Regions from separate parts of the Mus musculus genome. Here region 2 is linked to region 1. The links are chromatin contacts, found by Hi-C or POLR2A ChIA-PET in ENCODE. All regions are on one chromosome and are shown on one strand. Each heading gives the region's core, a stretch centred on a gene start or an enhancer-like site at or near the end of the contact. The rest is flanking DNA. Distances are from core to core; before and after follow the strand shown. Region 1 holds the start of Tmem60 (transmembrane protein 60). Region 2 holds the start of Rsbn1l (round spermatid basic protein 1-like).

The links. A loop is a pair of places that touch in the nucleus more often than their neighbours do. ChIA-PET counts read pairs that join two places held with the same protein, here RNA polymerase II (POLR2A).
Region 2: a loop to region 1 is called in a map of heart, with 5 times the contacts of the local background. The contact joins the promoter of Rsbn1l here to the promoter of Tmem60 in region 1. A Hi-C loop is called at or near these places in 7 of 37 maps with a recorded cell type or tissue (adrenal gland, heart and left cerebral cortex). POLR2A ChIA-PET finds 5 or more read pairs at or near these places in 4 of 5 experiments (Patski and embryonic stem cell).

The regions. Positions count from the first base shown.
Region 1 is chr5:20,879,950-20,885,424 of GRCm38, forward strand. It overlaps Tmem60 (transmembrane protein 60), which reads left to right and starts at 2,504. Exons shown (of 2, transcript NM_177601.3): 1 at 2,504-2,706. It overlaps Phtf2 (putative homeodomain transcription factor 2), which reads right to left and starts at 2,175. Exons shown (of 18, transcript NM_172992.3): 1 at 2,007-2,175.
Region 2 is chr5:20,948,588-20,954,062 of GRCm38, forward strand. Rsbn1l (round spermatid basic protein 1-like) reads right to left here and starts at 3,235. Exons shown (of 8, transcript NM_001080977.1): 1 at 2,670-3,235. The coding sequence starts at 3,198. A630072M18Rik (RIKEN cDNA A630072M18 gene) reads left to right here and starts at 2,402. Exons shown (of 1, transcript NR_030699.1): 1 at 2,402-5,475.

The DNA of each region.
Region 1 (5,475 bases), core at 1,254-3,753:
TCGAGGCCAGCCAGGTCTACAAAGTGAGTGCCAGGACAACCAGGGCTACACAGAGAAACCCTGTCTCGAAAACCAAAAAAAAAAAAAAAAAAAAAAAAAACAAACCCGCTGACTCCTAAGAAGAGTGACAGTGATTGACTTCGTCCCTACATCTTTAACAACACTCAAAATTGCGTTTACACAGTGATCTGAAAGTGTTTCAAGAGAAAGAGCTTGGACTCAGCTTATCACCCCGCAACACTGTTGTCTATTAGTCTCTTTCTACCAAGTCTACTCCCATTTAACTGTAGTCCAAAAGCATACTTGAAATGTAGTCCTTGTAATTAAATTGGTTACAAGTGAATCTATCAACTTATTACCATTAAAATCTCGAACCATTAGTTAACTAAATCTTAGTTGTAATAATAGAGAATAGTAATTACTCATTGGATTATGTGACATAATATAATATATAAATAATCCAACTAATTTATGATCTTCATTTTTTTCAACATACTAACATAAATTCTCTTAGTGACGATATATGCATTACATATTCCCTACAATTATACATAAACTGAACAAGCCAAAAAGGTTTCCACTTAAAAACTGTTCAGGTCATCTTTATTTTTAGCATCAACTCTCCAGTGCCAATTTGACCTTTAAAATATTTAACTCTTGCAAGCTTGGCTATGCAAGACTGCCCACACAGTTAGATGCACTTGAAATAAATACATTTTTATGATCTACTACAATATACTAAAACTCAGAATCCTCGCCACCCAACATTAGATAGTTCTGATACTATCTAATGCATTCAACTGCTTCCCTGTGCAGGAGGCAGACTACTTCCAAAGAGGGAAAAACTTAAGAAATTTCCTGGAACCACCTTGTTTTCTGGTTCCAGACATGGCTCAGTCTACCCGGACCTCCTGATTTCTTTCCTCTGGGGTCTAGAGTCTGAATCATAAAACTCACAGAAACACCCGTTTCTTTCCCTTTTAATCTATAGCCTGTACACCAAACCTAAGTTAGGACTTGAGCTAAAGTGCACGTGGAAGTCCAGTGTTAGGAAAAACGATTTACAAAAGTACCTAGCAAATTCATAATCACTTAAAATCAAAGACTCGGAAAAAGAAAAAAGGCAAGAAACGCTTAAAAATGTTTGATGAAAGCAATAAAAAATTACTAAAGTATTACACGTAAAGTAACATCAAAGTAAGCAACGTCTACCACTGACAAAACAATTGTAAATTGCATACCTAATTTACATACACCCAAGTATGTAAAACCCACAAGGAAGATTAATTGCTCCACATTGTACTTTCCCAGTAGCACATGTTAATACAGTCCCCAGGTGTTCTCCGGACAAAAATAAAATGGTTAACAAAATGATTCCTGAAGTTTAACAAGGCAGTGATGAGTTAGAAAGCACAATACCAGAACAATACTAGAACGCTGGCTGTCAACACGAGGCGGAAACAAGGTGAAGCATGCCTATGGACCACTGCATTGTTTGCAGACCTGAAATGCCCTGCCAAGGCCCACGCGCGAGACTCGGGTAGCCGCCCCTCCGCGGTCGCTGTAGGAGCCGCAACTCCCGTGCGCCGGAGCTGCGGGAGCAGCAGCTGCCCTTCCGCGCGGGCAGTGCCTGCACGCAGGGCGACCGCTCCGCGAGCCCGCGCGCGCCTCGGGCCGCTAGAGGACCTCGCGTGGGCCCCGGCCCGGCCACCCGCCGCCCCCACACGCCCTCTGGGGACCGCGCGACCCCAAGCCAGAGGAGCGCAGGGGCGCGCGCGCCCACACCGCGCCGAGCTCCGGCCCGCAGCCGCCGCGCCCCGGCGAAGGGAGGGGGCCGCGGCCGAGCGGGGCCCGCAGGTGCCCGTGGCAGGGGGCGCCACGGCGACCACGAAGCCCGCGCCCCCATCCCGCCCGCCGCTCCGCCGCCCGGTCCGCACAGCCCTGGGATCCTGTCAGAGTGCGGCGACCTCCACATGGCCCGCCGAGCATGGAGCTGTGGCGCCTACCGTAGCCGCCGGCGCCGCGCCGCTGGGAAGCGGCTAGGAGACGCGCAGAGTCGCGAAGGCTAGTGCCGCCGCTGGAGCCCAAAGAGCTACAGCCCCGCCGCCGGCGGCGCGCTGCCTCCACCCTCGCGCCGCTCGCGCCGCCCGCACCGCGCTCCGCCTCCCGGGACGCCCCGCCTCCTCCGCGGCTCCTCGCATGACCACGGAGTCTGCGCCGCAGCCCGCAGGTTACGGGACCGGGCGAGAGGGGTGGGAGGGTCCCGGCGAGCGAGGGCGGGCCCGACGGCGGGCGTGATCGGAAAACTGACTTTTCTACCAACCTATAGGACTAAGGGGCGGGCCCAGGGGGCGCGGTCATTGCCTCCCTTTTTTATCGCTCTAAAACGGAGGGCAGTCAGTTACTGGCGGCCAAATGAACCAATAAACAAGAAAAACGGGCCCGTGAGCGCCGAACGCCGTTCGCTCTGCTCTCCGGGATAGGCCAAGGGCGGCGGGAACAGCCCCGGATGTGGGCGGAACCTTGAGGTGCGGAGGGCCTCAGCTGCGGCTGTTTGGAGAGGCGGAACTATGTCTTCTCCTTAATTATCATGTGAGGGCCTAAGAATTTAATGGGGGGAAAAGTGTGGAAGAGGATTAGGATCCAAACTGGCGGATTTCCCGACCTTCGCTGCCCTCTCGGCTCTCCGGCCAGCCGCTCTACCAGGTGAGTCGGGAGCTCGGCCCTTGTCCTGTCCGTGCTGCCTCCGGGTGACCTCACCCCTTCATGCTGCGTGCGGGCGCGTTTGCACGACGGCTATGGGATGCGTCTTGCAAAAAACGCATTAAATTCCAGCATGAGTTTGGGAGAGTCCAGATATTCCCGCGAAACCACCATGGGCATTTCCAAACCAAAGACCAGGATAGTTTAGCAGGATCCTCACGTTCCAGGGCAGATGAGCCCTAAAGTCAACCAAGTTGTAAGCAGCGAGGCCACTTATTTTGAGAAGGAAATTGTGAGCTGGTTAAACAGAGCTGTCTTCGGGTAAGGAGAGTTCATTTATAAGTATTAAGAGTAGCGGGAGAAGGGAAATGGAATGGTATGGGAAGGACCTTGGATGAGTCTACTACGCACAACTAATTACTAGATGCAGGTGTGTATTTCCATGTGTGGGGAAAGAAACTCTGAAGGTTTCAACAATGGATCCGGAATCATACGGGCAAAAAAAAACAAAAACAAAAAAACACCTTCTGTGTACAGATATAACCACCTTAAGTGAGAAATATCTATTGAGCAAATCTTAGCCTTGGACCAACACATAGAGAGAAAATGGTGGTAAAAACCAAATAAATTCTATTAAAACAGTATGTCTTTGTAAAATTGGAACCTTGTATTACCACTGTAGTTCAGCGTATGTAATCCTTAAACGTCAGTTAAATGTCAGGAAGGTCATCTCCATTGTTGAGAATACTTTTCTACAACCGAGTTTTGTTTCCACCCACAATTATAAACTTGTAACCGCAATAAGCTTAGGCCCTGGCCTCCTTTCACCTCTTGTCCTAAAATGCCTATAGTCATTGCACTCGACTTGGCACTTGTTCCTGAAGGGGGTGGGGATGGGGGAGAAAAAAGTTTGTATTATCCTGTACCATATAGAAAAGTTGTGTTTAAGGATATTAATAATCACAAAACTTTGTTAAAGGTTCTTTAAATTGACCAAATCAGAGGTTAGGACTGAGCAAACATAATTCACAGGATTAAAAACACACAGTTAATTAAGCAGTCTGCCCACATCTCCACCTCTGCTTCCAAACTTAATCTCATTCCATTATATTCTATTTTTTGTAAAAGACTGGTACAGAAAATTGCCTTCCGTGACTTAACCTAATGTGAGCAGTTCCTTATACCCCTGTGCCTTTAAGTCCTAGCAGAGTCAAGTCAGGTAGCTCTTTAGATAGAGTTCAAGGCCAGGCTGGTCTATGTAAGCAAAGTTCTAGGCTGGCCAGGCTATGTAGGCAGAGCTCTGTCTGCCAAATCCCTGCAGTCCAAAGCATTTGCAAACTAAACAAACTGCTAATAGTTGAGAGTGAGAAGGTGCTAGGACATCAGCATCCAACTGCTAAAGTTCAACAGGTGTGTGTTTACCAAGATTAGCATCCTCGAGATGTGCAGACTTTAGCAATAGATTGACCACAGCTCTTCTTGTCTGTCCCTGCTTCTCCTGCATCACTCTCACCTTTTGTTTACCTCTCCCCCTGGTGACCTTTCCCTTCTCTCCTGTGTGCCTGTCTTCACTCTGTCTTTTGCCAGTGGCTTTGTCATGGAGATTACTTTCCTACTTAGTTGTTCTTGGGATGGTAAGAGCAGGTAAATGCTGCACTTGCCACCCAGGCCCATGGCCTGAGCTCAGTCCCCAGGACCTGGGTGGTGGAAGGAGAGAAGGAAATTTTCCTACTTGTGCCTCTCACACTCTCATGACCACGTGATCAGAGGAATAAAATGTTACTCAGCTTTTGCCATTTCCTTGCCCTCTGTTGAGTAAGCTGCCTTACTCCACTGCATGTAGTTTGCCTTCTGATTCCCATTGTATCTGCCCTTCCACTTAAAGGTCGCAAGGCTTCGATTAAAAAAAAATCTTGAAATGTAAATCCATACATGAAGATTAGATACATCTTTATACCTTAAGCTAAGGTATAAGTTAATGAATTCCCAACTGAAAGTAGAAGTTCTTAAGAATTATCTTAGTGATACTAGCATTGAAAAAAAAATAAGAGAAATTAAAAATATTCTGGCAGTGAGAGGTACTGGGTACTGGGCTTTCCAAGCATAAGGATGCATTCTAGAGTAACAGAGCTAAGGTTCTGGGTAATGGAAAGATTGCTTGTTGGCTAAAAATGCTTGCTACTCTATCAGAGGACCTGAGTCAAGTCCCAGTACCTACATAAGGCGATTAGGACTGCCTGTAACTCTAGTACCAGGCGATACCAACCAGGGGTGCCAGGTAATCTTCACATTCAGAAGGAATCTTAGCACTGAACATTTTTTTTCTGGGCTCATGTGGCACACACATGTAGACATACACATAAAAAGTTTTTTTTAAAAGAAATCTATTTTAAAATAAAAGAGAACAGTGATATAAAAGTTAGCCCCTGTCATTGGATCTTTAAACACTGGGTAATAACAAAATCCCAAGTTTTTTAGTGGTCTGCTCTAGCAAGGAAATACTTAAAAATACAAGAAACAAGGATTATGTGCAAGTATAGTTATCAGTCCTGTGTGGATTATTTAGCCAGTGACACCTCTTCAGTCTTGCTGTTTATAAAAACTATATAAAGTTTATATCAGTCATTCTATCCTCAAAAACTTCATTATGCACCCAGCAGTGGGGCACATGCCTTTAACCTCAGTGCTGAAGAGGCAGAGGCAGGTGGATTTCTGAGTTTGATGCCAGCCTGGTCTACAGAGTTTCAGGATAGCCAGGGCTATACACAAATC
Region 2 (5,475 bases), core at 1,985-4,484, 69 kb after region 1:
GTCTCGAAAAACAAACAAACAAACAAACAAACAACAACAAAATACAAGAGCAAATGTTTAGAGATGCAGAACTACAATCTACTTTTCTTAAATGTCTTTATACCTGATTTCTGATACTAAGTCCATTCAATCAATGAGCTCTGGGTAATCAAGGAGTTACTGAGCTATGACAGCCAACTTAGAGAGTCATTTAAAAAGTATATACTTCAAACACTAATCACCTGGGGGCTGGAGAGATGCCTTAGAGGTTAAGAGCCCTGACTGCTCTTCCAGAGGTCCTGAGTTCAATTCCCAGCAACCACATGATGGCTCACAACCATCTGTAATGTGATCTGACGCCCTCTTCTGGTGTGTCTGAAGATAGCGACTATGTACTCAAATAAAAATAAGTAAATCTTTAAAAAAAAAAAAGAAAAACTAATCACCTGTCATCCACTCTGGAAGATCTGTATATAATGCACAGAAAATAAACACTGTCCTGTAAATCAGTATGTGTATACTTGAACTGCACCTGTAAAACAAACGCACCTAGACCCTGATACTTTGCTACCACTTTTTTGTTAAAGCAGGACCCAAATTCAGTTAAACTCAAACTCTAGAGTCCAACAAAATAATGAAAAGCTATCTTTTTAAATTTAATCTTTTCTCAATAAAATAAGTGTTTCTGTCCTTCTGTCCAAAAGAAAATAAAAGTATTTAAAGTTAGTGGTGAATATACAGCCAGGTGTGGTGGCCCATGCCTTTGCAAATCCCAGCACTCAGGAGGGCAGGCAGATCCTCTGAAGTCACCCCAGTCTACATAGTGATTCTAGGACAACCGGGGCTATACAAGAGACCCTGTCTTGAAGACAAAACATCAACATCTAATCATCCCATATAGGTCATGGGAACTCTCTTCCCCACATCTTGATGTAAAGACTATCACTGTTTAAGTCTGAGGGATTACTACATTTATTGGAAGGGCACACTAGTGTCACAGCTGACCTATGGAGATCAGAGGACAACATATGGAGAGCTGATTCTCCCCATCTTAGGGACCCTGGGAATTAAAATCAGGTGGTCAAGCTACACAGTAAGTGCCTGAACCATCTTAACGTTCCCAAACGGATTTTTTTTTTCCTTTCAGTTCTGCATCTTGTCTTTATTCTGCCTCACGAACATGGTCAATTAGCTTTACAGACTTTCTAAGTCATGGGGAAATAACCTTGGATTTGGGCAAAACAAAATTGATCTTTCCATTTTAACCTTCCCAAATAGATTTTAAATGTTAGTTAAGACTGTAAAAAATCACCATTAACAGACATCTCACTAAGTCATATAGATATATCGATATATCTCACATTTTAGGCCGGTACTATCACCACTCAAAAACTCCAACAATGTAATACCTACACTCACTTCTGCAGAGAACTCAGGAAAAGCAAAAGCGCAGCTTACCCAAGGAAGAATGATACCAAACTGCACATGGACAGACTCTGCAGCATTTTATAACTTAAATCTTATATTTAACCACTGCAACATAGAGATTTAAAATACTAACCATCTAGAACTCCTAAGCAGAAGGAAACTAAATTTCATCCTCAAAGCATTCCTAAGGCAATGCTCCAACTCCCTAGGAGAGCGTTACACTGGGAACAAGGGTACACCGAACCATTAGCTTGGCTTAGATGTTAGCATTCTTTTACATTGTGAATGATGAACTTTTCTATTCAGATAATTTTTCAAGATCTAAGGTACCATTAGATCAGCAAGGTTACTGGCATTTCACCAGCATTCCAAAACAGAACGGAATACTTCACAACAATGTGTGACAATGACAACGTATATTTATATAACCTCGTGATCACCTAAAGATCTACTTTCCAACCCATATCCACTTTGTATTAGTCAGATCTCTACATATCCACAGATGACTAGAATGACCCCTCATTTTAAAGAAAATACGGAAAACTCTGCTAGCTTACATTACAAAAGAAAACTGAAAAACAGTTGGGAATTCCCCCCCCCCACCCCACCCCACCCCCGGCAGAAACACTCTGAAGCCACTTGATCTGGCCAAAAGACGTCAAAACATCCGATTTTATCATTTGCTGAACGAGAAAGAAAGAAGAAAAAAAAAAAAAAAGAATATGGCTGAAAGCTTCTGAAGGGTAGTATTTAAAACAGGACCACGCAAAACACTTTAACAATATGGAATGTGGGCACCTCAGAAACCGCACACTTGGTGCCCTGCGCACGACCTCATCTCCCTAGTAGGGATGAAACATCCTGGTCCCCGTGGTCCCTGGGAGCTTCCAGCTTCCGCCAATACACCCGACCACCCACTTTTTTTTTTTTTTTTTTTTGGACAGGATATTCTGGCGTTGGAAGCTGCGTCGCAAACATGAATTTCCTGCGATCCAGTCCGATCCCTTTCGTAATCTTTAAAAGACCTGTTCTCTTCTGCCTCCCCAGCCAAAAACACACCGGGGAGCGGGGTCCTCTAGACCCACTCCTTCACGCGCGTCCTGCTGCGCGTTAACTGGAAGGCGAAACCGACACCGAAAACCAGGAGTTTCAGCCATCCCCCCGGTCGGCGACCGAAACTCCAGGCTCCATTTACTTCTGGCCCCGCGGAAGGCTGCAGCCCCGCCGGCCGCCGGCGCTCCCCTCCCCCGCGCGGCACCCACCTCGCGGCAGCGGCTTCGCCTCGCCGTTCTCATCCCGGGCGGCGGCGCCGAGGCCGTGCTGCCTCCGCTTCTCCTTCTCGCGCTTCTCCTTGGGTCTGCGCGGCTTGGCGGCGGCCGGCGGAGCGACGGGCGGGAGCAGGACGCGGTGAGGCTGAGCGTGCAGCAGCGAGGGAGTGACCAGCAGTTTGCGCGGCAGCGGCTGAGACGAGGAAGCGGAGGCTGAGGAGACGCTCGGGCTGGCGGAGAAAGAGTAACAGCTCCGAGAGGTGGACGAGGAGGAGGCGGCGGGCCGAGCCGCGAAGCTCCACGCCGCCGGGCTGCCGAAGCTCTGGGGCTGCAGCTGCCCGCCGTTCCCGCCGCTGCCCCCCTCCCCGTTCACTCTCCGCGGCGCCTTCTTCTCCTCGGTGCGAACCTTCTTGGCAGACATAGAGCCCGGCGGCTCCCGCGAGGAAGGCTGTACTTTGCCAGATGCTTCCTTCTCAGAGAGGAGAGCCACGGCGCCGCGAGCTGGGTTCGGCGGTTCCGCCATTTTGCGCTCCTGTTGTATTTACTCTCCGCCGCTCCCCGGAGCGGGGGCGCGGGGCGGGGTGCCTAGGTCCAGGCCGAGCTCCCATTGGGCGCGCTAAACTGAGAGATCCCGGAACAAACCAATCAAAGACGCGGACAGAAGCCGTCGGGGTGGGGTCACCGAGCGGACCTTCATTTGGAGGTCAGAGGTCTTTTCGGCGCGGCTGATGGAGAGCTCGCTGAGAAGGGAGGATCTCCCGACCGTCGCTCGGGAGCCCCGAATCTGCCCGGACCGAGGTAGCGCTGCCGTTCGCTCAAAGACTTTGCCTTGTTTGTACCGCTCTCTCTTTTTACCTTGAGGTGGCTTGGGTCCCTTCTGCAGGTTCTGAAAAACGAGTTCTGGGTTGCTCGTCTCGGAGAAAATTTGTCGAGAGTCCGATCAGCAAAGGCAGAAATGGTGAAAAGTTGCCTTATTTTAACTAAGGTCGTAAAAGTTCGTACTTTAAAAGAGAGTTTTCTGCAGAGCTGGAACTTGGATCACTTCCGATCGTGAAGATAAAAATCACCCACCGTTTGGAGGCTTTAAATTGAGCTTGAGTGCTAAAGGTTTTCACTTTAATTATTCTTTAAACGACACCAGGAAAAAGCCACTAGCGGTGTTTGTAAATGTTTGAAAATGCAGTTAGAGTTCTGTATTTCAGAGTCAGCGCTATGAAACTTCGCCAAGCATGTACCTTGATTTTTATCTCAAAAGATAAGGAATTTGGGGGAATGGGTTACAACACAGTTCAAGCTTTAGACAAGAGCATGCCTTAAAGTCTTAGATCTTTTGTGAGATTAGAATGTAAAGATAACACATGATCATATTAGCTCAGCAAGAAAAAGGAGTTTTCTGATCCCCTAAGAGGGACATTAGCAGTTACTTTCCGCAGCTAACAGTTGCCTTTCAGGAAACTGCAATGGTCTGTTGTTACTCCTCTTTTACTCCAAACCCACTTCTTTAGGACTCGGTGAGGGGAACACATCAAAATCTAACGCTGTTTGTAAATACATTTTTCTTTTTTTGGTTGGTTGGTTGGTTCGTTTGTTTTTTGAGTCATAGTCTTCCAATATTGTCCTGGCTGTCCTGTAAACCAGCCTGGCCTCGAACTCAAATCTTCCTGCATTTGCCCAACTCCCTTTCCCCCAGTGCTGGAATTAAAGAAAGGTGTGTACCACTGCATCTGTCCTCATTGTTTTTAGTTTTTAGAAGTAAATTGTTAATATATAGAGTATTCCCTGAAGCTAGACCCAGAGAGACAAATTTTGCATATTTTCTCTAATGTGTGTAATCTAGTTTTAAAAACACACACACAACATAAAAATAGAAGGGAAATGGGAAAAAGAAAGGTGATGAGCATAAGAAAGAAAGTCACTTCATCTCCCTCACCTGGGAATGAGTATGTCTACATCCAGGGCAGGGGATGAGGGAGTGGTGGTGTGACTGAGCAAATAAGGGTACAACATGGAAAGTGTTGGAATGAAACTGAACGCTAAGTAAGAAAACAAAAGGAAAAGGGGTTTCCTCTCTAGATTATCTAATTGGGACATTCATAACAGTGTCAGTTAGTCTAATGATTTTTTTTTAATTTTTTCGGTTTTTGAGACAGGGTTTCTCTGTATAGCCCTGGCTGTCCTGGAACTCACTCTAGACCAGGCTGGCCTCAAACTCAGAAATCCGCCTGTCTCTGCCTCCTAAGTGCTGGGATTAAGGGTGTGTGCCACTGCTGCAAGGCTCTAATGATCTTTTTAAAATGCATTTTTCTATTTTTTTCTCTTTTAGAAAGCATTTGCTTGTGCAGAGGGGAACAATGTCCGGGAGCAGAATTAATGATCTATTAAATAAAAACACATCTATGTTATGTCTGCATGGCAAAAATTAAATATCCAGCCAGACAGTGGTGGCTCACGCCCTTAATCCCAGCACTTGGGAGGCAGAGGCAGGCAGATTTCTGAGTTCGAGGCCAGCCTGATCTACAGAGTGAGATCCAGGACAGCCAGGGCTAAACAGAGAAACCCTGTCTCCAAAAACCAAAATAAATAAATAAATATCCTAGCAGAAAGCAGGTGCTGCAGTGAACTGGCCTGTCTTCCTGGGGAGTGGCATACAATGGGGGAAACGATAGGACTGGCAGTCACCCACTCACCAGCCTTGAGATTCTACTCAGGCCGCTTTGCCTGGGAAGCTCTCTGTTGTCTTATTTGGTAAATTTGACTACAAGGTTCCTCTATTCTTGATTTGCCATTTTCAAGATTTGCA